5 separate regions of the Mus musculus genome follow, and regions 2, 3, 4 and 5 are each linked to region 1. Evidence: chromatin loops called from intact Hi-C (ENCODE). Cell type or tissue: heart. All regions are shown on one strand.

Region 1 (5,000 bases):
GGAAACAACCTGACTGTTCTTCTACTGATGAAAGACTAATGAAAACGTGCCACAGATAGACTATGGAATATTGCTCAGCTGTGAAAATGTGCTACAGATAAGACTATGGAATATTACTCAGCTGTAAAGAAAAAAAAATCATGAAAATTTCAGCAAACAGAACTGAACTTCTTCTGACCTTATAGTAAAATGGCTTCCATCACTCAGATGGAGTCAGGCTGGCCCATCACTAGCCCCAACCAATATATCTACCACAGAAATCCTGCTCCCAAGGATCAGGAATCATGTGGAAGAAGAGGAGGCAGACCGATTGTAAGAGACAGAGGGAACAGGAAGTTTGCTATGAGATTTTTGTCTCAGAAATGTCAAGGAAGCTATACCCACGAAGCCTCAACTTGGCTGTTTCAAGACCTGAACAAGAACCATACCAATAGGCATATTAATATGGAATGGAGAATTCTTAGGGGACCCCACCCCTAGACAAAGAACTGCAGACAATTAAGTAATTCTGAGTGGGAGAAATAGTCTTCTCTAGGGAAGAGACACCCCAATTAGTTATCCAGTACAAAATGATCAGTCCTGAAATAATATACATACAATTAACATGTATGTGTTTATGTTATGAGCAGGCTGATTTATATATCTATGAATGTATGTATAAGCAATGAAAAAATAGAGGCCATGAATATGAGCGAGAGCAAGGAATGCATGAGATGGGTTGGAGGAAGGAAAAGGAAGGTGAAATGCTGTAATTATATCCTAATTTCAAAAATAAGAATTATTAAAAATAAAAACAAAAACAAACAAACAAACAAAAGAATATGCCGTTCCATGGCTTGTAAGGAGAGGCTGCAGTGCACGGTGGGGAAACCCCGAAAGGACACAGAAAGATATTCTTAAACAAAACATCAAGACAGCTTGCAACTCTAGAGTCAAAACATCTCGGGCCAAACTACATTAGGGGCAACAAGGTCTTCTCTCTTTGAAATGAAAGATACATCTAGACTAGCAGACCGATGATTGGTGGGGGAAGGTTCTTGGCCATGAAACTGGAAGGTGGTAGGGTCAGAAGGTGAGGAAAGACTCTGGGCAGTGAAGCAGATGGGAGTTGGGTGTGCCCCAACTTTACAGGTATCAGCTGGGGGAAGTCGAGGAACAGTCAACAAATATTTAATTAGTTCCTCTTCTGCCTCAGTAGTAGCATGAAGCAGGCAGCCACTAGAGAATGAGGAAAATACTATAAACATGAACCAATCCTTCTGAGTAAGGTGTCAAAGCCCAGAGGGGGCGGTGACAGAGGAAGGGCGGGTTGTCTGCTGCTTTCTGCATGATGAGAGGAAGGAAGCGTGAGAATATTTCCCTCCCAAGGTAGGAGGTAATGAAACTATCCCGAGAGAAACAGGAAAAGTCAAGAATGAGAAGCTAGAGAACAAACAGTAACAGCGTGTTCTACAGTCTGGGCTGCAAGCTACATTGGGCTCCCAATGGGAATGAAGGTGTAGCTGTTCCCAGTGCATTGACTTGGGGATTGAGGACTGGGTTCTCTGGGTTTAATTGCACTTCCCCACAGCGGAGGAGTAGTATTTCTCGAGCATTTACGGGAAACTTTCAACCTTGAAAACATTTCTTTCACTGGTAGATCAGATGAAGAGCCACGCTGAAGTGAAAAATCCCAGTAGGTTTGGGTGTCTCTGTGGACCTTGGTAACTACTGAGGCAATCTGGTTGAATTCCACACGGCGGTACTTAGGCAGGGAAACGAAAGGTTTCCCGGGTCCCAGCACAGACTATGCTCACCGCGCTTCATTGTTGCAAAGAAACTGCTGTGCCCAGGCCCATACCGGAGAGAGTTTGTATAAATGCATGGCTCAGCGGCCGGAAGACTGTGTCACACTGTTCATGCTCGCGGTGAGCACGAAGAAATTAACAAGCATTTAGAAGTGATGCCATGGCCTTCCATCGAAAGAACCAGCTGCAGATATACAAGACGAAAAACAGCCGCCGTCACTAACACTCGCAGCTGCAGCCGTTAAAGTGCACTTTTTAAGTAGGCGGTGTTATCACCGAGCTCCAAGGGTAAATAAGGAAAGATACGGGTTCTGCAGTGATCCCATGATGGTGCACTCGCGTTACGCGGGGACACCATTATGCAGCAGACCGTTTGCACTCTTTTTTGGTAGCTGGACTCTGAAGCCCGACGCAGCGCCGCAAGGTTGCCATGGGGACCGGAGGAAACTTTTTTTTAAAGCGCCCTTCTGAGGCCGGCGCCGGCGTCGAGCTGCTCTCTCCCCGGAGGGGCCCAGGGCTCCAGGCGCGCGGCCGGCGGGGGCGGAGCTCGCGTCACGTGGCCGGGCCGGGGCGGGGCGTGCGCGCAGTCTACCGCCAGCTCGGCCGCCGCCGCCGCTGCTGCCGCCGCCGCGTCCCATTCATGAGGCCCGGCGGGCTCCGCTGTAGCCCGCGGCTTCGGAGGCGGCGGCCCCGCCCCCTGCTCCCCCGCTTCTTGGGGCATCCCTGCGGGGCTGCACAACAGTCCGCCGAGTGAGAGCCGCGCGCGGTGCCGCAGGTAAGCGGGCCGGAGACAGCGCCGGGGCTTCCCGGGGGGCCGCGTCCCCGCTCGCGGCCTCGCCTCGCGTGGGCCACGTAGCCGCGGCCGCGCCGCCTGAGGACGCGCGGGCGTCTGCGGAGACCCTCACGTCGGCAGCGGTCCTCCGAGCCGCGGGCGGCGCGCCCGGGGACCGCAGCCCCGGGCCTGGGGGAGGGGAGCGGACGCCGGCGCGCGGTCGCGGTCATCCCCCGGCCGGGACTGGCGAGGTGCAGTTATTCCCTCAGGCCGTTGGCTTGCCCGCCGCCGCCGTCGCCGTCGCCGCCGCCTCCTGCAGGCCGCGGACCTGGTTTAGATGTGAGTAGCCTGTTGCCGGCGACCCCCGGGGCCCTGGAAGGTTCTGTCGGCTGTGGGAACCGGAGCTCTGAGGCCCAGTTTTGAGCGCCGCGGATCCACCCCAGCCTAAGAAAATTATTTTCATTCAAATTTAGGATGGCGTTTCGGAGCCATAATTATGCAGAACAAGACTAGGAAGATCGCCCTCGCTTTCAGAAAGTACTGGAACGCAGGATACTTGGAGAGGCACTGAGGGATTACTGAACAAGCGGCCACACACTTATTTTAATGCATCTTTGAGACTTAAAAAAAAATTAAAAATGGAAACTGAGGCTCTTGCATGGCGCTGAAGCTCATTTGCCCAGCAGTAGGGATGCTGGTTAAGTTGGTACCGAACCTCGCCTCACTAATTTAAAACGTTATGATAACACAAGTTGAATTTTGAAATCTATTTTGGGATCATTTGCCGGTTAGTGTCTGTGTTGATCCGACATTGATTGCTTTCACTGGCTTAAAACTACGAATCGTGGCAGGTATTGCTAGACTGGGTTAGCAACCCAGCCAGCCACCAAGTGTGGGAGGAAACAGGTGTTTTAGCCCTCGTTGGGCTGCCCTGCCCGGTGTGCCCTCTCACATTGCCCGTGGGTAGCCTCCTACGGGCTTCCTCCTAGTTAAATGTGTTCTTGATTGTGGTTTATCGGCCCCAGCGATCTTCAAGTTCGAGGTAGTAGCAGAATAGCTGTAGCATGCTAGAAATGAAATGGCTGGGTCTACTTTCGCGTTTGTGGCAAAATTGAGATTCGGCAGAGCAGCTGTATGCTTAAGAGGCTCTGGAAATGGGAGCATTTGAAAACCCTTGAACGCCAAGTGCAGTTAAGCAGATAAAGGGATAAAGGTCGGAGCTTTGTTTCTTGAATGGCTGTATGCTTGTTCTCCTTGCTTAGCCTTGTGCGTTTTGGTTTACTGACTGGACTATCCCCTGCACTGGGCACAGGATCCCCGCAGGCAAGACTCCAATAGCTGTTTATTACTAAGCACAGAGGCTGGCTTTTAGAAGAGCTTTGGTTGGGGCTTCTTGAGTGAAGAGAAGAAGCTGCAAGCAGTTTGTCCTTGTAGGTCACTGGGAGCCAGTGGAATGAAATGAAATCATCAAATTTTCTTGTATGGTATGCCTTGGATGGGATAATCTTGGTGCTATCACGGGTCAGAGGTGGTCAAAGGTTAGGCCAGTGAACATTACGGTGGACATTTTGTTGTGTTTAAATATTAATATTGGACTTAAATATAGTATAGGTCACTGCAGCTATCCTCTCTGATGGTGTGCATAATATACTTCAGAAGTGGGACAATGAGTTGGAACCCTTCTTGCTGGGAGGTGCACTGGTGCCTCCCTTAGGTGTTCAGCAGCCTGTGGGCAAGATCTTAAGTCTAAGTTAAGCCTATGTGTCTTGTCTTTGAAATCCTCTGTCTGTCCCCAGGGCCTGTTGTCACTTTGTTTAGGGGTGGGGCTGTAGGAAGTGTACCCTCTCAATCAGCTGGTCAGCAGGGTTGCAGGAGTTGATTTGCAACTTTGCTTTAGCTGTGTCTGACTCCCTTCATTGCTAAGTAAATTAATACTTTTGGCTTAGGTTCAGGGTCCTAGGACCTGTCACCTTCATGGCAAAATAGCTTATAGCTTTGTAGTCGGGCCTTCAGTTGTCAGAATCCAGTGTAAACAATGTCTCATTAAAACATTGGAATGGGGGCTGGAGAGATGGCTCTGTAGTTAAGAGCATTGACTGCTCTTCCAGAGGTCCTGAGTTCAATTCCCAGCAACCACATAGTGGTTCACAACCATCTGTAACGGGATCTGACGCCCTCTTTTGGTGTGTCTGAAGACAGCTACAGTGTACTCATATATATAAGATAAATAATTCTTTAAAAAAATTGGAATAGCTGGAAGATATACCCTGCAGTGATAACACTCTGATGATGTCTTGATAATAAAGTTTTTATGTTTTTGAGACAGTCTCATTCAGATAGTTCAGGTCTTGAACTTACTCTGTATTGTGTGCCACCATAATTGGTTGAGGAAGTTCTGAGACTTGAACTCAGGGCTTTGTGCATGCTAGGCAAGTACTCTA
Region 2 (5,000 bases), 430 kb before region 1:
CCAGGCAGACAAGGGAGGATGTTAGCTGGATAAGGCACAGGAGTAGAGATACGTTCCTCATGTTGATGAGAATAGAATCCCAGGCCTCAGGCATGGATGACTATCCAAGCATCTCAACACTGGCGTTCGACGTACTAGCTCTGTGGCAAAAGCTGACTAGTCGTAGCTGAACTTAGCCAGCACTTGACGAGTGCCAACAGAACTGGCCACAACTGCCTATGTAGTAGCTTTGGTAGCTTTGGAGCATTGACTGTAGAACACCCTCATGTGCTGTGTCCTAGTGTACTAGAACATTCAGCTACTGTCTCTTGTATAGTATTTGCATGTAGCCTGTTGCACATCCGGCAATATAAGCCATTTTGAGATTACTTCTTACAGAAATTCAATTTCTTTCTAACTGCAAATGCTTTATAAATATTGTTTTTTTTTATTTTGTGGTTCTAGAGAGCAAACCCAGGACCTGCCCAATACCAGCTAAGCACTCTACTACTGAAATAGACATATATATATATATATATATATATATATATATGTATGTATGTATGTATATATATACTCTAATACTGATATAGACCCATAAGCCTCACTCGGGATGGCCTGGAACTTGCTATATAGACTGCAAAAACCTCAAACTCATAGAGATCCTCCTGCCTCAGCCTCCCAAGTTCTGGGCTTACAAGTATTCACCAACCCAATGTTAGTTTTCTGAGACAAATATTCAACTTGTAGCACAGGCTGGCTTTCCATTTGCAATCTCCCCTGCCTCAGCCTCCTGCATGGTAGGAATTATGTGGACATACACCAAGCAAATACTTGTTATACTGTCTGTATATAGAGAATAGCAAAGAAAAGTCTGTGCGTGTTCAAAAATGAGTCAATTCAAGACAGATCAGATTAGATTAAAGGCCGGTTTCTTGGGAAGCTGCTCTGGAGGTGGGGGGAGACGGGGAGGGGAGAAAGAGTCCTCATACAAAGAGGGAAAAGGAGAGGAAAGAGAGAGACCCAAACGTCAGGATTAGATAGGAAGGAGCCACTAAGGGAATGGCAGCCCAGCCCTGGACTGGAAAATTCAATGATGGGAGCAGGGTATGCCAGGTAGGGAGTGAGGGATGCTGGGAGAACCTGGAGGCCAGGTCTGCTTTGATATATATACACCTCAGTTGCTTGTCCAGGGGTTCAAAACCAAACACTTGAACTTCTGATATTCCTGAGCTACAGGTATGTGCCACCACACCCAACGGGCAGCCGGCTTTTGTCAAAACTCAGTCTGCCCTGAGGGCTTGGTAGACCAGCTGCCCAAACAGGAAGCCTTATATAATTCTGTAACCCTGACCTTGGGCCCTGAATCTCTCTCTTCTGTAAACAGTCCATTCAACTCAGGAAGGCCTGTAGGCCAGACGGGGACATATTTTGAAAAACACACAATTACAAATGCTGAAAAAGAAAAAAAGAAAAAAGAAAAAAACAAAACAATTCCCTAAGCGTAAGAGGAAGTGACTGTGTCTGAGTCAGGGGTAGAAAAAAATCCAGAAAGTCATGGAACAAATGGCAATGACATCTTCCTGGTGATGAATGTGCCAGGACGGCCGTCTGTGTGCACAGTTGACTCAATAGCACCTGTTGGCAAAGCCGGGAGATGAAGTGCTAAAGAGATCGTATTCCCATCTGGGAACAACACCCGCTGCCTGGGAAATTAGTAACCCTGAAGACCGAAATGTCCCTCCCGATTTCAACACACGGTTCCCTGGCTCTAGAAAGGCTGTGTGGTTCACACAGGCCAGCGGCCCTACCAAGCTTACTCAGACCCCCCGGCCTTAACCTTTGCCCTTACACGATGTGGGCAAAAACAACTCTAACATCTCATGGTTTCAGGCATGGGCTGGTTTTGGCTTATAGTATTATTTGATTGTCAAGCTTCGTGGAGGTCTATACTACAGGGCTCAGACCTTAACCCCTGGACCCCGCGCCTTCTGAAGAGACACCTCCAGCATTCTTCAGTGTCCTCTAATTTAGTTAATTAATGAAAGTTTCTGAGAGGACCAGGTACTTTGATCTGAACCTCTCAAGCTTCCGTGTACCGTTTCCAGATGCAGAGCCAGGAAGCGCTGGGTCCTGTGGGCTAACAGCGACTCGGGACTGGGCCTCCATTTCTGCCCAACATTGGAAAGGGGGTAGGGCAGTGTCTAAGAGGATCAGACAGCCTAAAAACACAGCCGCTGGCATTTTACTGGGTGTAGCTGCAGTCTGGGAAGCTGATCTGGCAGTGTGGAAATCTTCAGTAATCCTTATAACACAGGAACCCAGCAGGGCTGACTGGGAAAGCTTCAAAACCCAAAAGGTGTCTGTATGTGGAATATACGAGACAAACAGGGAAAATGGGAGTAATTACAGCAGGAATCACGTTTTGTTGATGCTTTTTCAAGACAAAGCCTGAGTAAGGAGTCCAGGCTGGTCTTGAACCCTGGTCTTCCCACATCGGCCTCAAAAGGAAGAAATCACAGGCCCGAGCCTCCTGCAATGTTTACCAGACCCTGTTCCCAGTATTCTCCCTCACTGATTCTGGGGAGGAGGGGGGCGTCTGAGTCCAGAGGTTTCATTCCGTGGATAATTGTCAATGTGCTTAAATAAAAGTGAAGACTCTCTACAGGTAGATCTGCTAGCGTTTACCTTTAATTTCCGCACTCAGGAGACAGAAGCAGCCTAGTCTACATAGTGAGTTCCAGGACAGCCAAGGCTAAATATCTACCATATCTCGAAAACAACAACAAAAATGGGGACATTTTGAATGGATTCCATCTCTGCACCAGAGACAGGTCGGCACACTTCCACAAAACTTACCAGCGGGAACTGCCGCGGAGTTCCGAACACGTGCATGTTGTTCCGATGTTGGCCACCAGGGCGTGCGAGAGAGCAGGACAGCCTGCAGCACTTAAGTTTGTTTTCCCAGACTTTGTCTTGGGAGGGAGGAGGTTGGGTGCGGGGGCAGTTAGGCGAGATGCAGCTGGCTCAAAAACAATCCGTTTGTTCCCTGAAATTATCCCACTCGCCTTTTAGAAGTCAAAGGTTGCCACGTTACCTGTTGCCAGGTTCCTAAGAGTGCTCGGGGGAAAATGTGGGTGAGAATGGCTCTCCTGAAGCCTGGTGGGGTTTCAAGCTTTGCCCAACACTGACGCTGACATTTGGAGGGCAGCTGCGACGGATCTGAGTCTAGTTTGGTTGCAGGTCTAATAGAGTGGCTGTGACTTACATCCTTTACAGGCATCAAGTGCCTGGGGCTTCCCCCCACCCCACCCCCTTCTTTTAATGGCACTTAGCTTTCAGATTCCTCCCCTCCCGGGATTTCTATACAGTGCACGCTCTGTGCAAACCAGCCACGCCTCCGGAATTCCAAGTTTTGTAGCAACCTTTTAGTTGGGAATATATATGTATTATGTTTTTATATATAGATATGAATCCCAAACATTGCGTCCAAGAGACAAGCCTTTCCTTTCTTCCTGCCTCTGAGAACAATGTTTTGTTTGATTAGCCCGGGCAATGGGGCTCTCCCTCGAAAAGGCGGGGGCTATCAGTTGAATAGATCTTCAAGCCAGACATGCCGAGGCTTGGGGCGTTTGTCTGGCATTAGGAAGTGTCTGGGATCCTGGTAATCACCAACTGGCGAGGGTGTGGATGACTGCAAGAGTTATTGCCGGCCCCTCCCTCCTCGGCTCGCTCAGAGCCGCTTCCCCCCCCCCCCCCATTCAGTGACAGGGAAAAGTGTTTTCCGTGGAGGATGCCTTGAGTGGAAGTCATTCTCACACAGGCACCTCCCAGGAGCCAGAATGCATACTAACTACTGTGGGGTGCACTGTACCTCCCAGAGGTGGGCTGGCAAGCGAGTGCGCCTCACCAACCACCAGGATCTCTCTGGGTGGCCTGAAAAGGGGGAAGCTGTAAATATTTTTGAAATAGGGCAGTAATTTTTCCATGTGGACTCTGTTGGGCAGAGATTTTGCAAGGTTTTGTTAATTTTTTAGAACTTATATATACTTAGGTATTTTCTCTTTTTAAAATTGTTTGTTTGTTTGGTAGTTCTGAGGATTAAAGGCAGACCTTTTTGAGACTGCAGCAAGATTTCTACATAGCCCTGGCTGTCCTGGAACTTGCTATGTAGACCAGGCTGGCCTCAAACTCACAGGGATCCGCCAGCTGGAGAGATGGCTCAGAGGTCCAGAGCACTTGCAGAGGACCTGTGTTCCATTCCCAGCACTTACGTGAGGGCTTTTGACCATCCCGACACCAGCTGCACGGGATCCGGTCCACAGGCAGCAGGTATGCATGTGGTGGACAGAATACACAGGGGGGGGGGCGGGGGGGGAGGTAAAAATCATATGCATAAATTTAAATAAATCTTTTAAAGAAAGAAAGAAAATTGTCTGATCTGTGCTTGTGCGCCTTCCCAGGAAATGAGTCGTCACTACAGAATAATGTCCTTCTGTTCTGTGTATGAACAATGTGTGACTACACATCTTACAGATTTGTTTTGTTTGTTTATTTGTAATATTACACACACACACACACACACACACACACACACATACACATCATGTAGGCATCAAGCTCACAGAAATCTGCCTGCCACTCTAGTGTCAGGATTAACCACTAAGCCTGATGTTTTTGTTGTTGCTGTTGTTAATTAAAACTGCATCTATTTATTTTGTATGTGTATGGGCATATGCATGCCACGATGTGCATGTGGAAGCCAGAGGACAACTTTTGAGAGTCGGTTGTCACCTTCTGCCATGTGGGTCTCTGGGGATCGACTCAGGCTGTGAAGCTTGGCAGCTGGTGTGTTTACGATCGAGCCCTCTCTCAGACTCATGCAGGTCTTGTTCTTTTAATTTCTCTCGTTTGTTTTGTATGCACTTGTGTGATCTCATATGTGCGATCTGGTGTGCATTGGAAGATCAGAGTACCACTTGCAAGATCTGGTTCTTTCTCTCCACCACGTGGTTTTAGGG
Region 3 (5,000 bases), 49 kb before region 1:
GCCACTCCCACTCCAATAAGGCCACACCTCCTAATGGTGCCACTTCCTATGAGCCTATAGGGGCCATTTTCATTCACACTACCACCCACACCTACCCACCCACATACACACACACATCTGTTATAAATATTATACAAAATGAAAGTAAAAGGGACTTTTGTTTTTCAACCATTTATTGTTTATTCAGAAAGAGACTTACACAGGCAATAGTTAATAAATTATAATGTGTATTTTTAAAATTAAATATTTCACAAGCAAAAGTTTTAGAAATTATCTTTAAAACTCGTAAAATAAAGGTCTAGATAAAAAACAAAGTTGTTGATAAAAAAGAGCACAGCTGAAACGTGATCATGAAAATCTTAGTTGAGGGTGGTCCCTGATGTCTGTGGGGAACAGAGATTATATTCTAAAAAGAACATGCAACATTTTCAGGTGCCATTAAGCATTGGTAAAATGGACTTTCCCTGTCCAATGAAAGCTGAGAGATCTACCACCCACAGATCTGTGCTGCAGGAAATGGTAAAGAAAGGTCCTTTGACAGAGACAGATGGCACCAGGTGGGAGTTCATATCCACCGAGTGGACATTATGGAAGTGTAAATACTTGGCTAACTACAGAACAGTTCTTCCCATGTCCCTTCTCTGACTCCTGGTGCATCTCATCTGGCCCGGCATCGAGGACCAGCACCCAAGCGTGTCAACCTATAGCAGAACCAGGCTTCTCCAGTGTCAGTGACAGTCCCCTCTCCACCCCTCCACCTGAACCTTTGGGAAGTCAATTCTTCCTTGGTCAGGGCTAACTCGGAGGCCACTATGGCGACCCGAGAGAAGAGGATGATGCCCGGGCTGGAAACATATTTCGGAAGTGAAATGAGGAAGTCCAGTCTGGGGATAGCAGAATGCTAAGAGAGAGAATTGATCAGGAGGTGTTGCCTACCTATATGCAAGAACAACCGGCAGGAGGGCTCTGCAGCTGCTAGGAGACCATTTAGAGGTTGAAGGAGAGGGCGTGTGGAGGGTAGCAAGATGGCAAACATATGACGTTTACTAAAAACTATGCTTTTAGGGCCTGGAGAGACAGCTCAGTGGTTGAGGACTGGGGCATGAGTCTCTAAGAACTCACACGGGTGGCGTGTAGCTGTAGCTGTCTGATTGTAAATCCATCCTCAGAGGGCAGAGTCAAGGGACCCCCAAAACCAGCTGGCAAAAGCATGTGAACCTGCAATTGTACATGTGTGCCTATGGAAACAAACAGACATTTTAGACGCTAACCCTAAGATGATGCGAGATGTGTGAGGAGAAGGCAATGGGGGGACAGTGTGTCATGGCTGCAGAGGCTGGTGTCGAAGAACAACTAAAAGACAGTGAAGACACCAGGAACTCTGAATTCTGTTACTGTGCACCCCCAAATCAAAGCCCCTCATCCTTGGACAGATTTTTTTTTTAACCACAGTTGCTGGGTTGAAAATAAGTTCCCCCAGCCATGACTCTGGAATTTCTATACTGCTCTGTTGCTTCAAGTTCTACCTGACATCTACACACCAGGCTAATAACTAATAACACTGCGCTGTCATTAGCACAAACTGTATGCTTTGATTACTTCTAAGTATTTACTGCCATCAACCTGCCTCTGCTTCTCTCATCCCATGATGGGTGATTACTTGTGCACACAACCATGCTTGATGGGTTACTAGTGCACACAACCATGCTTGGTCTTTTACCCGGATGCTAGGGATTCAAACCTTGGATCTCATGGTTTTGCAATCATTGTTCTTACCCACTGAGCATCTCTCTAGTCCCCGGACTCCACCTCTGAGAACAGATATTTGCACCTTGAAGAAAAGGAAAGGACTACATTTTTAGAGGTTTGAAAAGATTGGGGGTGTCACTGCATAGTAAAATATTCATCTAGTAGGCATCAGACCCTAGGTTTAATCCCCAGCAGCACAAAAAACAACCAGCTTTGGATCATCTCAAAGGCCTTGCTCTGTCTAAGCCAGGAATAAAAGTTCCATGTCACTGGGACAAACAGAACTCAAGGATTTCCTCCCAGAAGCCAGTTATGTCCCTTGTAGTGTTTTGTGTCCTTTATCTGATGGCTCTGAGCTAATATTGGCTATCTCAACAGTGTTCTGGTCCTGCCCACCAAAAGCCTTCCACAAGCAGCTCTCCATTGCCAGCTACAGCTCATGTATGTAGCTCATGCATGCAGCCCATGCATGCAGCCTGTCCATGTAGCCCATGTACACAGTCCATCCACACAGCCCTTCCACTCCCCATTGCTCTCCACAGCTTAGCATTCCCTGTTGGGTCACCAGGCCTGGAAAGCATCCATGCTCGCTGCCATCTGCCAACACAGACATGTCCTGTTCCTTTACTTCTGAACTGTACAGTTCCATTCACCAGAAAGTCACACAAGAAGTGTCCCTCTACGCAACCCAAACCAAGGACCCCTGATACCAAGAGGAGGGCTCAGTATTTTATTTCACGGAAGAGAAATCTGCAGAAGGAGAAGTGAAGTGGCTCCTAGCTACACTTGAACCAGCAAAGCTGAACTCATCCTTTTCAGAGTCTGCCAGTTTGTGAGTCACAGAATAAAGAGGAGACTGATGGTACCAATGAAATCCAGCACCCAATGGCCTCCAAGCTGAAGAGGAAAGCGATTACCTCTATGTCACTGTCACTTTGTCATATATGTCTTTATCATTTCCTCATTTAGTAAGTAGTTACAGAGTTCACAGCTAATATTGGCCATCTTCACAGAGCCCTCAGCATGAAGTTGAAAAGCCCTGACATCCAGCAAGGCTGCTGCCCAATGTAAGTGGAAAGTTACTAATGGCTTTGACCTCTGCACACACGCTGCTGAAAATCAAGGAAGTGCCTCCGGGTGCAGAACTGTTTCTTCTAGTGCGTCCGGACCCAGTTCCTCACAAGTGTCTAGCATTGTGTGGTGATGGGGGAAAAAAAAAAAAGAAGAAAAGACGGAACAAAGTCCTGGCCTAGTCACATGAACATCATGCCTGTGAAGAACTAGTCTACTGCATTTAATCATTATTCAATTAGAATACTCCTTAATTTGATATTTCTTAAGGCTCATTACATTTAATATAGTTTCTTGACAAGGCCACATTATGGTCATTAGCATTTCTAAAAGCTTGCTGAGCACTTTAAAAGCCATGTTTTAATAAAAGTTATGTCTTTAAATATAAGTGTCCGAAGTCAGAAAAGCTGTAAGCAGAGGTGTAAGAATAAGCAAGTTTGTCTGTAGGAATGGAAAAGTTTTCTACCCATGGCTCACTGGTTAAGAGCCCTTGCTTACTGCTTTTCCAGAGGACTCAAGTTAAGTTTCTAGCACCCCTGTCAGGAGGCTCACAACTGCCAGAAACCCTAGGACTCCAGCTCCAGGGGATTGGACACCTTCTCTGACCTCTAAAGGTACCAACACACACATGTGCCCCACCACCACCCCATTAAAAATAAAAATCATGAAACCATTTAAAAATCCAATCATGCAAAGAGTCATTTTACCCTATGGAGGACATTTCTGGGATATCTGACAGGGTTCGAGTGGGCAGCATGCAAGCAACATTTAAGAAGCAGAAGTAGCTGGACCGTTGGCACAGCGGTGCACAGAGCCAGCCAGTCTGTCCATTCCACTTTGTTAATTCAAAACTAAAAGAGGAAAACGCATCACCCCAAGGCCAGAGTATCCAGTAAATGATCAGATCTTTGTTAATTAATCACTTAAAGCAAAATAAGACAAAAGTCTAGAAGTTAAAATATGCAAACAAAATCTCACTCACTAAACAATAACTACAGTGGTATATTGTAGAGATACGATTATATGTTATTATTTCTGTATTGTTTATTATGTAAAGCTGAGTTTTTGTTACATAGAGATAGTATATGGATATAATTGCATATTGTTTTATTATAATACTATATTATAGTTGTTTACTATAGAGCTATAAGTAAGTTAAAACTAGGGATCTTGAATTTTAAAAAATATTGCATAAATGCTTTAAACGAAACATTTGAAACTGCTTCTTGCCTCTCCAGTAGCCACAGAAGCAGAAATGCACTGTGTCTCTTGTCAACACAGGAAGTTGGCTATAAAGACATCATTCACAACAAGGGTCAAATGCTGGGAACACCTTTTAAATACAACGGGTGGGGGAAGGGTGGATCAGAACGCATTTACTTCCATTGGCTCCAAAATACTTTATATAGGGACTGTCGGTGGTTCAGTAAGTCAAGGTGCTTGGCATGACAAACTTCCTGGGGGAGATGCAGCACACAGGTCTACTCACCCTGGACAGGGAGCTCACAGCACATCCCTGATACCACCAAAGTCCAATTTGGTGACCCAATGAGTTTTAGGGATTACTTAATAAAGGCATGGGTGACGAGTTCCTCATAGGAGCAGAAATGACTCCAAGACAGCTGCATCACCAAAGCCCACACCCCAGCCTGGTTAACACCTCACAAAGCTGGGAGCCTGCAGCGCAGCACACAGCCTTATCTACTGCTCAACACGATGAGGAGGGACATCTCCTGGTACCTCAGTTGCTCTAGACATCTTCCAGATGGCGAGGCTGCTCTCTGCCTCTTTCGAGCTGCTGTTCTAGTCTTGGAGCGTTCTTCCAAGCCCAGTTTGTCGGAGTCTGGGCAGCTCAGCTACTTTGCAGGTTACTCCGGCAGGGAGGGGCCTAGTGAATCTGACCATTTTAAGGGACTTCCTGAAGATATTTTGAGTTGTTTACCTTCCTTTTTAAGGAGCTTCCCGGCTGGAGGGGGGCTGGTTTGATTTAGGAGGAAGCTGGTTCTCTCCAGCGTAAGCCCTGATCACCCAGTTTTGACCCCAACAATCTGACTTCCAGTCCCGGAACCCACGCAAAGGTGGAAGGAGAGACCTGACTCCACAGAGTTGTCCTCTGACGTCCACACACCTACCATGGTCCATACACACACACACACCATGGCCCACACACACACATACCA
Region 4 (5,000 bases), 58 kb before region 1:
ATGGCTGTGCTCTCTGACCTGTAAACCGGGCAGAATGGTCCTTGCCTGTAATCTAAGGACTCAATGGGGAAATCTAGAGCTCAAGGCCACCTTTGGCTACATAGCCAGACCCCACATCAATCAAAATAGGTTTAATATACATCTTGCGAGTCCAGAGAGACCCGTAGTGAAATAAAACCTTTTCCTACCCAGAAGAGCAGTGGCTGCAGCGGTGGGGGTGGGAAGCCAGGCAGAGCTTCTGTATCAAAGCAAGGCTGTAGATTCTGTGCAATACATTTCTTTGTAGGTAGAAAATACCATAGTCGACTTTCAGCTCAACCTCTGAGAGCAGTTTCTGTTGTTAAACTGTCTCCTCTGCTCTCCTCACTCCACGAGGGTGAACTCACTGGGCAGTAGTGACAATTAGGGGAGAATGTATGGGAAAGTACTCCAGTTCACAGCTCAGCTCTCAAGGATGGATGCTCGTCTTCCACAATGCCTGCCTACAATGTTTGCAGTTTCAGTTTGACTTAATTACATTTTACCCCAAGTAATCCCCAGATTCCCAAACCTGAACCCGGTCTGTTCGGGTATATTTAATGATAATGATTTGACTCATTTAAAAATTATACACGCATGCATTCCTTTATTGGAGGACGTGCTATAGTACGTGTGTGGAAGTCAGAGCGGCACTTACAGGTTTTGGGTCACTCCTTCCACAGTGTGTTACTCGGGGATTGAACTCGGGTCACCCAGTTTGGCAGCAAGCATCTTTACCCTCAGAGCCATTTCTCTAGCTTGTACTTTTCTCGTTCTTAAATGGAGAGTAGTTCAGTAAAAATGCTAATTTAAACTAGCATGGCAGCACATGCTTATAAACCCAGCATTATAAGCGAGAGAATCCCAGGTCAAGCTTGAGCTACACAGCCTGTCTCTAAAACTTGCTAACTAATGATGAGATGTAAGGAAGTTCTGTAAGCTACCCAGCTGTGCTCCCACAGAAGAGGCAGTAAGTGATCACGTAAGATCTATTGGGAAGATATCTAAAAGAACACTCCTTTCTGAGTAATGCCAACTTCGTTCCTAATCAAGAATATGTCGTTTAGCCCTAGCCATGGAGAGTGGGTAAAGAGACCATGAACTACAATGAACCCGCCTCAACTCCAGTGATAAGTGACACACAACAGAAATGCACAGTGGCAAATGCAGGAAGGGTGTGGGGAGACTGGATTACTTATGTGCTGTTGGCGGGATGTAAGCCAAAATTACATCAGCTTTTAGCAAAAGAGCCTGGCAAATTCTAGGGAGAAAAATGAATCATATATTTATCATACAGCCCAGCAACTGAACCCTGGGCATTTACCCTAGAGAAATGGAAAAGCCTGTGCTCTAGTCATAGTAACTTTGTTCATGACCGCCCCAAACTGGAAACGGTACACATGACCCTCAGGGACACACACATATACTGGCACATTCGTCAGCAGCAAAGAGCCAGGAGGCTGATTCAGCAGCAGGTGGATCTGCAGGGAATTGTGTGCAGGCAAAGCAGCAGCTTGGGAAGTTTGCTTACTGTAGACCATGTTTATATAACATTTTGAAATGACAATGTCTTATGAATGGAAAATTGAGGAGTGGCTGCTGGAGGTTGAGAACAGTGTTGACAATCAAAACACAAAGCTGTGGAACTCAGTCCCAGTGAATTCATCTATAACACAGCTCCCATACCCCAGGCCTGGGAATCAGGCAGAAGAGGGGGCAGAAGGATCGATAGTAAGAGCCAGGGGATGGGGAGTTTATGTGCAACTGTGTCTCCTACTAACATCAGGAACTGACCCCACCCACCCCAATGTGAGCTGAACAAAGACAGCAATGGGCTTGCCAAAGTGGACAGGGAGAGGACCAGGAGGCCCAGCTAGAAATGCTGAGAGCCAGAGAAACAGTCTTCCCCAGGGAAGAAAAAACCAACTGGTTATCCAATACCAAATATTCAGTCCTGAAATCACATATACAAGTAACATTGTATTTGTTGTATGTAGGGATATATACGTATGTATGTGTGTGTGTGCATGTATACATATATTTATATAACAACAATTAATGAAAAAAAAGAGGCCATGAATTTGAAAGAGCAAGGAGGGGAGTGTGGGAAGGTTCAGAGGAGGAGAGGGAGGGGGAATGATAAAGTTATAATCTCAGCAATTATATTATAATCTCAAAAATAAAAGATATATATTTTTAAAAAGGAACGAGGTTGAGAGGCTGGGGTGGTTCACGGGGCTTTGAGAGCACAGCATCGAGAGCTTGTGGTGAGGAAAATATATCGACCATGGTGGTGGGTATACAACACTCCCCATTGAATGGAACAATCTTAAACAGAAGCCTCTACAGTACTCCTTAGAGTTGCACACGAGAGTCTTACATTTTCTTAATCAGGCAAAGTAAAACTGCAGCCCCAAATGCCAGCGTCTCAGAAGAGCTTCAACACGCCGGGAAATATTTTATTTAGGATGCATTTGGGCCAAGCGCCTCTGCCACAGCACAGGTTTGGCAGGGCCCAGGGAGCTGAAGAAAATGAGGAAGATGGAATGGGGAAATTACTTAGATGATGTACAGCAGCTGCTGCCATTCCACTGCTGGGCCCCGTGACGCAAATGCAACGCCTAGCTGAGCAGGTGGCGAGGAGGGAGTGAGATTTCTCGGCTGATGCAGCCCAGAGGCCCACATCGAAGGGAGTGAAAGGTGTCTGGGTGTTTATGGAGGAGAGAGTGGAGATGGAGAATGAAAAAAAAGAATGCCCCTCGGTGTGCTGACACAGACAAGCATTCCAGAGTCCCAGAGTCCCGCCCTGAGGATGGATGCTTTTTGCACCTTATTCGGAGCATAGCCATGGGCGCCTAGCTTTAAACTATGCAACTATTTAAACTCCAGCCTGGGGGCCTTGCAGTTATTGCTGATATGGAGTTGGATTAGAACTAGCTGATTTATCACCTCCCTTCCCATAATCCTGTCTTGCAGGCACTCAATCTCACTTGCAATGTGTGGGGTGACCCGCCCCCTGAGGTGTCCTGGCTGAAAAACGAGAAGCCACTGACCTCTGACGACCACTGCAGCCTCAAGTTTGAGGCCGGGAAAACCGCCTTCTTCACCATCTCAGGCGTGAGCACGGCAGACTCCGGCAAGTACGGGCTGGTGGTGAAGAACAAATATGGCTCGGAGACCAGCGACTTCACCGTTAGTGTGTTCATCCCAGAGGAGGAGTTGAGGAAGGGAGCAATGGAGCCTCCCAAGGGCAACCAGAAGTCCAAGTGAGCAGAGACTGGGGGAGTTTTGAGGAGAGCCAGGACCAGCTGGCCACCCATCATGCTGCTGTCGTGAAAAGGATTGGGCTACAGACGATGAAATCCTCCTGGTGGCTCCATTTTGTGCTGGCTTAGGAGGAAGTCATCAGATCTCTTATTCCTATAGATGAGGAGGCACCATTGAAGAACACATTAAGGGTTTTAATCTACAATTTATGTAGTAAGAAAACATTAGGAAATGATTTCAAGGAAGAAGGGCAGAGGATGTTGGAGAAGTGCTGAGCGAGAGCAGAAGTGAGGCCAGCATGGAAGCCGGTGACGCTTTACCTGTAAGCTCTTAGGAATTGTGTCCATACCTCATGTTCTATCAAAATAGAGGCATGTGCCTGTAGGCTTGAGTATGGTGGGTCCCTGTTAGTAGAGGTGGTGCATTTCTGATAGCAGCCTTGTGAACTGGCCTCCCCCAGTGTGAATAAAGTCTCCTGCCTTTCCTCTTTCCCCTTGTGTCTCTCTGATCCTCACCATGTTGGGGCCTTTCCACCTCCTCCTAATCATTTCTGTAGCTCATCTTTTGGTTTACACCCTTAGGGCAAAAGCAGTTCCTTCTGGACATGGTCAGATAAGCCATCTGTGGTCAGCCACGGCTCAGAATTCCAAGTCACACTCACATTGCACATCTGATCACGTACACTATACTCCATCACTAAGATGGAGTAGTCTTTGATTGAAGTGTGTCAACTAATTATGACAGAACATCCAAACCTAATGAAAAGAGATTAATTTTTTGAAGTTCTGGAGGCACCAAAATCCAAGATCAAAATTCTGGCATCTGGAAAGGATAGGGAGCCAGAATCTTAAGGACTTTTTGGCTGCCCTGTGATGCCAGGAAGACAAGCAAGAGTGAACTCTCAGAAGTGAGGAGGTTGCATACAAACTCAGCCTTTTGTCAGGAACCCTCTCTAGAGGCAACTAAACCAGTCTACTGTGCACACTGACAACATTCACCCCTGCTTTCCTGGTTAAATACCTGTTGAAGATCCCGTTCCTCCACACCAGCAGACATGAGTCCTGGTTGTGAACACTGGGGCACATTCAAACTATGACACCAAGAACCAAGCAGTCTTCCCTATGCTGCAGAAATGGCTCCTAAGTATATAGAGCTTTTAAAAGATCAGGGCTGAAGTTGGCTCTAATCTGACTGTTGGTCCTTCCCTATCCAGCTGAGTGTCAGCTGCTGCAGCGATGAACCCAGGCAGGAGCGGGGCACTGAGCTCTCGTAACAGGAAGCTTGGTTCATGAGAAGGGCTTGTTCCTTGGATGGCAGCTTCCTCTCTGGTGACGGCAGCCCTCACTTCCACAGGACTCATGAGGCTCTCACCAAAGCCAAGCCTGGGATTGCCTGATCTTGGCTGCTCCACTTCTAAACTAAGTAAACTTCATTTCTTTGCAAAACTAGCAGGCTTCAAGTCCTTCAGTATGGAAAAATATACACTCTAGTGTAGTTAATAAATGCATTTCCTGGAAACCAAGTGAACCCCAGCTGAAGGTCGCTTTCCAGACATAGTTCAAATTCTCCCTGCTTCAGCAAAAGGCTGCTTGGGCTCAAGTAGACCCAGAAGGAACGGGCCACTGGATGCATACCTGCCAGGAAGCCTGAGAAGAGTCCAGCAGAGGCAGTCTCTCATGCTGAGATAGAGGCTCCTGAGCCCTCTGCAGAACTCA
Region 5 (5,000 bases), 180 kb before region 1:
CCACACAGAAACCTGGAGCTTCACAGCCATGACACAGCCAAATACCCACCTACCCAAACAACACCAACCTACAAACGCGAGAGAAAAGAAAATATCCAAAATTTTAGTGGAGATTCGCTTTCGTACCTTTGGATACAACTTTTGCACTTCAGATGTTAAAATCTTAAAAGATCTCTAAAGATCTCTAATATATTTTATACGCCTACTGAAAGACTCTTAATAACACTCCTCTGTAGAGTCGACTGAGCCCCCTCGACAGGCAAGAGAAACTCTAATCTCTCTGTCCAAGCTCAGGTAAAGGAGCACGGTGACGTCAGAGGGAATCTTTGAGAGTGGCGCTGGTCTCTTTGCTGTAGTTCTAAAAATGTGAAGCTGTAAAATAATCCTCAAGTTAGTTTAAAAAGAGCAGAATAAAACTGCAAATATTTGTTAGGGTTTACGGCAGGATCACCTGAGAACCTCACTTTGAAGGCTTTGTGAAAGATCTTTGGTATGAGACTGGCTGGCTGGCCTTCTAGAAAACAGCAGAAAGTTTCAGATCATCAACAGAGAAGGGAGGGCAAGGGTGGTCAAGGTAGTTTCTATTCACAGATGGCAATGAGTATAACCTTGTTTTAAACCAAGACAGTGCTGTAGCCATGCATGGTGTATGGTGTGGGTTGTTTGCAGTTCTGCCTCATGTATGCTAGGTATGCACTCTGCCACTGAGCTACCCCCCCCCCCCCCAAGAATAAGCGACAGCCTCATGCTTAAGGAAGACATCAGACTGTGAAGACAGTCCTGGAGAGGCTTTCTCCACATGCCAAGGGCAACCAGATTTTACAGAATCTTTAGAAATGTAGACTTTATAGAAACGTTGGTACTTAAGTTTTGAAAACGCTAAAGCTGGTGTGATGGCTGGTAACTGGATTTATAATCCTAGCCCTGGAAGTAGGAAGACCATCTTAAGTTCCAGGCCAGCATGGACTAAAAGGAGACCCTACCCAAACTAACAAACAAATTAACAACAACAACAAAAGAGCAGACTATGAAACTTCTTAAGTAGGACTAAGCCATACAAAGATATACATGAGATTGCCTAAATTAAATAGAATCTCACGTGCCTAAACTTGTAATAGATGTAAAAGATAGAAATTCTTAACAGAACATCTAAACTAAGCATACTTAGTTAATACCTTTTAATAAAAAAGCTCTCTTAAAACTAGTAAATATATCCTTCCAAATACTCCCATTTCAAAACCTCAGGTATTTGGCCTGCTTCGAAGTCCAGATCAAATCTCTATTATTTAATCAGTGCATTTCTTACTAGATGAGATGTGGGGGAGGGGATAGACTCAGTTTTTAAAAGTTGGTATTTCAGTTTCAAGGAAAACCAAGTCTTTATTTCTTAGGCACACTTCCGGTTGACAGTCAGCTTGGATCTTCCCACAGCCACACCCAAAAAAAGTTTTGAGCACCTTTTAAAAGTCATTAGTCGCCAGGATCGACTTGTCAACTACACCTCACTTTTGAAGACAAAATACCTTTCTAATTAATCCTCATCAAAGGCCATCCAGAAAAAAAAGAAAATATCAGCAATTTTAGTGAAGATTCGCTTTCGTCACCTTTTGATACAACGTCTGCACTTCAGATGTTAAAATCTTAAAAGATCTCTAAAGATCTATAATATAGTTTATACGCCTACTGAAAGACTCTTAATAACACTCCTCTGTAGAGTCGACTTAGCCCCCTCGACAGGCAAAAGAAGCTCTAAATCTCCTCTCTGTTCAAATACCGCTTTAAAAAAGTTTTACTTAGAGGGGCGCACACTAGAGTTGTATATCTGAACAGGGTCTTGCTACTACACATAGCCGCGCAGCTGCGACGACAGTTGCCGAGGGTGGCGGTGCTATCTTACGGTTTTATCCGCACACTCCCTCCTCGATCCCGGCAAGTTTACGTTAGCAACTCAACAGAGCTCCGGAGTCAGCTCTCTGGGGCTCTCTGGTTTCGCGGGGAGGCAAGGATCCAAGGCGCGCGGCGCCGGCGAGCTAAGCAACATTTCCCAAGTTCCTAGTGTGGGAAGCAGAGCGGGGTCTGCGCCCCGGCCGCCCCCAGCTCGCTCCAGCTCTCCCCCGGCTCGCGCACACATGCCCAGGTACGCTCCCCGAGCCGCGGCTCCCGCCGGTCCCCGCCGCCCCGCGGGGACACCTTCCCGGGCCGGACCGAGCCGCCCCCGCCCCGCGCCGCGGCCAGCACCACTCACCCTGCTCAGCCGCGAGAACCGAGAGTGAGCGTCTCCGCGAAGCTCCGCCGCTGCCGCCCTCCCAGACTTTCTAACTTTCCAGACTCCGCAGTACGGCCACTTCCGGCCTCCGCTCGCGAACCGGAAGGAAGCCTAGCGGCCATGCTCCTTCGCCTCGGTGCGCCAGCCCGGACGGGAGGGGGCGCCTCGGGGAAGGTGACAGAGCGGATGGCAGGCGTGGGGCGCCGACGGGGAGTCCGGGACGCGGAGTAGGGCTTAAAGAATCCTGTGGAGGGTCTCTCGGTCTAATCACCGGCTCTTCCTCTTTCTCCCGTCTCTTTTAGAATTGTGATTCTGCGCCCTCCCCCCTGTCAGCAGATGGTTGCGCCTGGCCCGGAGCTCTCCCTCTGCCCGCATTCCAGAGCGCGGCGAGAGGCGGGGACCCCCGTCTAAGTCCTTTTAGGGCAATTGAGGAGCCGGGCCGCGGACGTCACGTGACTGGCCCTGGCCCCGCCCCCCAGAGCCCGGGGCCTCCCCTCGCCCCGCAGCTGGAGCGCGCCTGCGCAGGAAGCTAGGGTGACTCACTGTCTAGGTCAGCGCCTCTGGGTCTGGGCAGCGTGGGAGTTTTTTATGGAGTTCTTCACGCTTCCCACGCGGGAGGAAACACTGAAGTTTCAGGGCCGCCGCCGCGCTGTCTCTTTGGTCCACTTAAGAGTTCATGAATTCAATATCGATTGCCCTCTTCCCAAACGTTCTCTGGAACTTTCTACAAGAGTCCCCCTTTACCCTGATGGTGACTCCTGCTTGCTCCACCTATGTCGCTCGAGGGTGAATGATGTAATTGGAATAAAGTGCTGGACCAATTTACCCGCCGGGTCTCCTTGCGTGGAGCAGCTGCTAACAATAGTTCTTATTTAAAGGAAGAGAGATTATTACGAGCCTGGCGGGATTCGTATCCCCAAGACTGGATGTTTTCTTCAAGAAACATTCCTCCCATTAATCAGTGATATGGTTTGAAGTTAACTCAAAAGCAGAGCCGCTGAGGGGGAAAATGTCCTAATCCTACAGATGTCAGAAACAAAATTTTTCTCCCTTTGATACTTGTACAAATACAAATAACTGGGTACTTCATCTCCAGCTCCCTACACCAAGGTCTTTAAGAGTGTGTTCTTCATCTTCAGGGACTTTAAGGGGCCCAACATGACTTTTAAGGAAGACTGGGGACACAGCTGGTGGCTGGCTATGACAGTACAAACTCAGAGGTCTGAGCAGTCAGAGACCGTGGATTCTGAGGCAGTGCAGCAATGCCCTAATGCCTCTACGAGGAGGTGGCCTGTCACCCTGGAAAGCTTAGGCCTTCCTCAGCTCCCTGTCCAGAAGGAGAACACCAAAACCCCTTTTCAGGATGGGCATTATCCGTCCCACCTCAGCTGGAAAACGGGACCTTGTTGCTTCTCTAGGAGCTGCCTGATATGTCCTTGCCAAATGAATCAATAGGTTTAGACTGGTAAGTGCTGTGGGAGGAGGGGGAAGGCTCTGGCTTGCCTGTTTTAAAATGAACAGTTGCTACCTCGGGACTGGGTTGTGGGATGGAAGAGAAAGGGCGGAGATCTACAAGGAAACAAATATGAATAAGTTACAGAAGAGCAAATAAACCTACCTGGGGACTAGTGGAAGATGTCCCAGAGGGCAATTGTGCCGATTCTAGGAGTTGATAGAGGAAAGAGGAGAGAGAAGTGTGTCAGGTCCTCTGGAGGGGCAAAGAACCCAGCTCATATGAAATTGGTTTCTGTTCACCCTGTATTCATTGCCATAGATAACCATGGACATATCAAATCAAGGTGGAAAAGGAAGTCTGCATAGTGTAATGTCTGATATGAAGTTCTAATGACTACACCCACTTCTGAAGGCCTCTGACATCTACGAGCCTGTTCTTTTGTAACCTAACAGAACTCTTCATGAAACAGCAGGTGAGTCCTTTTTACTCCAAGTTTGACAGTTTGGGTTCTGCCCCATATCTTTCCTTTAGCAAGCTGTGTAACTCGGAGAGCAAGTCCCTGGGTTGACCTGAGGCCTAATTTTCTGATATCCCTCCAGCCCGCCTTACAAGGCTTTCTGGTGAAATGAGATCATTTACAATTTCAGTTATTTCTTTTGTGTATATGGATATTCAACTGCATGTACATCTACACACCAGAAGAGGGCATCAGATCCCATATATGTGGGTGCTGGGAATTGAAGCCAAAACCTCTGCAAGAACAGCCAGTACTCTTAACTGCTAAGCTACCTCTCCAGCTCCTTGCTTACTGTGGGTGGTTTGAATGCGATTGGCACAGGGAGTGAGTGGCACTATTAGGTAAGACCTAGTTGGAGTGGGTGTGGCCTTGTTGGAGGAAGTGTATCACTGTTGGAGTAGGCTTTGTGTCGCCTATGCTCAGGCTCCACCTAATGTGGAAAGGCAGTCTCCTCTAGCTACCGCAGAGGACAGTCTCCTACCGCAGAGGACAGCCTCTCCTGGTCGCCTTCAGATCCAGACTCTTGGCTCCTCCAGCACAGTGTCTGCCGGGACGCTGCCCTGATGATAATGGACTGAACCTCTGAAACTGTAAGCCAGCCCAATGAAATGTTGTCCTTATAAAAGTTGCCTTGGTCATGGTGTCTCTTCACAATAAATCCCAAACTAAGACACTTATTGCTTTAAAAGAAGATTTCTCAGAGCTGGTGAGATGGCTCAGCGGGTAAGAGCACTGACTGCTCTTCCGATGGTCCTGAGTTC

The links. A loop is a pair of places that touch in the nucleus more often than their neighbours do. Peaks named below come from ENCODE experiments on the same cell type or tissue, not always from the same donor. Only the 100,000 strongest peaks of a DNase experiment are listed, where the experiment ranks them.
Region 2: it touches region 1 in a loop (1.9-fold over the local background); 3 of 42 quality-filtered maps call a loop at or near these places.
Region 3: a loop joins it to region 1, with 2.3 times the contacts of the local background. A loop is called at or near these places in 12 of 42 quality-filtered maps.
Region 4: it touches region 1 in a loop (2.3-fold over the local background); 12 of 42 quality-filtered maps call a loop at or near these places.
Region 5: a loop joins it to region 1, with 2.6 times the contacts of the local background. A loop is called at or near these places in 14 of 42 quality-filtered maps.

The regions. Positions count from the first base shown.
Region 1 is chr17:71,181,183-71,186,182 of GRCm38, forward strand. It overlaps Lpin2 (lipin 2), which reads left to right and starts at 2,350. Exons shown (of 20, transcript NM_001357791.1): 1 at 2,350-2,562. In heart, no CTCF peak of the experiment used is centred here; DNase peaks (open chromatin) are centred at 1,339, 2,329 and 3,709; H3K4me3 peaks cover 3,141 bases; H3K27ac peaks cover 2,545 bases.
Region 2 is chr17:70,752,230-70,757,229 of GRCm38, forward strand. All of the region lies in intron 6 of Dlgap1 (DLG associated protein 1), which reads left to right. Among named protein-coding and RNA genes, the nearest start is that of Gm36746, 37 kb to the left of the region's middle. In heart, a CTCF peak has its summit at 2,899; DNase peaks (open chromatin) are centred at 1,732, 3,072 and 3,642; H3K4me3 peaks cover 1,507 bases; H3K27ac peaks cover 2,140 bases; H3K27me3 peaks cover 580 bases.
Region 3 is chr17:71,132,425-71,137,424 of GRCm38, forward strand. No RefSeq gene overlaps it. Among named protein-coding and RNA genes, the nearest start is that of Lpin2, 49 kb to the right of the region's middle. In heart, no CTCF peak of the experiment used is centred here; DNase peaks (open chromatin) are centred at 2,197 and 2,887.
Region 4 is chr17:71,123,082-71,128,081 of GRCm38, forward strand. It overlaps Myom1 (myomesin 1), which reads left to right. Exons shown (of 37, transcript NM_001083934.1): 37 at 2,995-3,775. The coding sequence ends at 3,288. Among named protein-coding and RNA genes, the nearest start is that of Lpin2, 58 kb to the right of the region's middle. In heart, no CTCF peak of the experiment used is centred here; DNase peaks (open chromatin) are centred at 2,610 and 4,560; H3K27ac peaks cover 484 bases.
Region 5 is chr17:70,999,863-71,004,862 of GRCm38, forward strand. Myl12a (myosin, light chain 12A, regulatory, non-sarcomeric) reads right to left here and starts at 2,671. Exons shown (of 4, transcript NM_026064.2): 1 at 2,246-2,671. It also overlaps a transcript of Myom1 not described here. In heart, CTCF peaks have their summits at 2,411, 3,495 and 4,421 (motif pointing right); DNase peaks (open chromatin) are centred at 2,769 and 4,579; H3K4me3 peaks cover 3,964 bases; H3K27ac peaks cover 4,844 bases.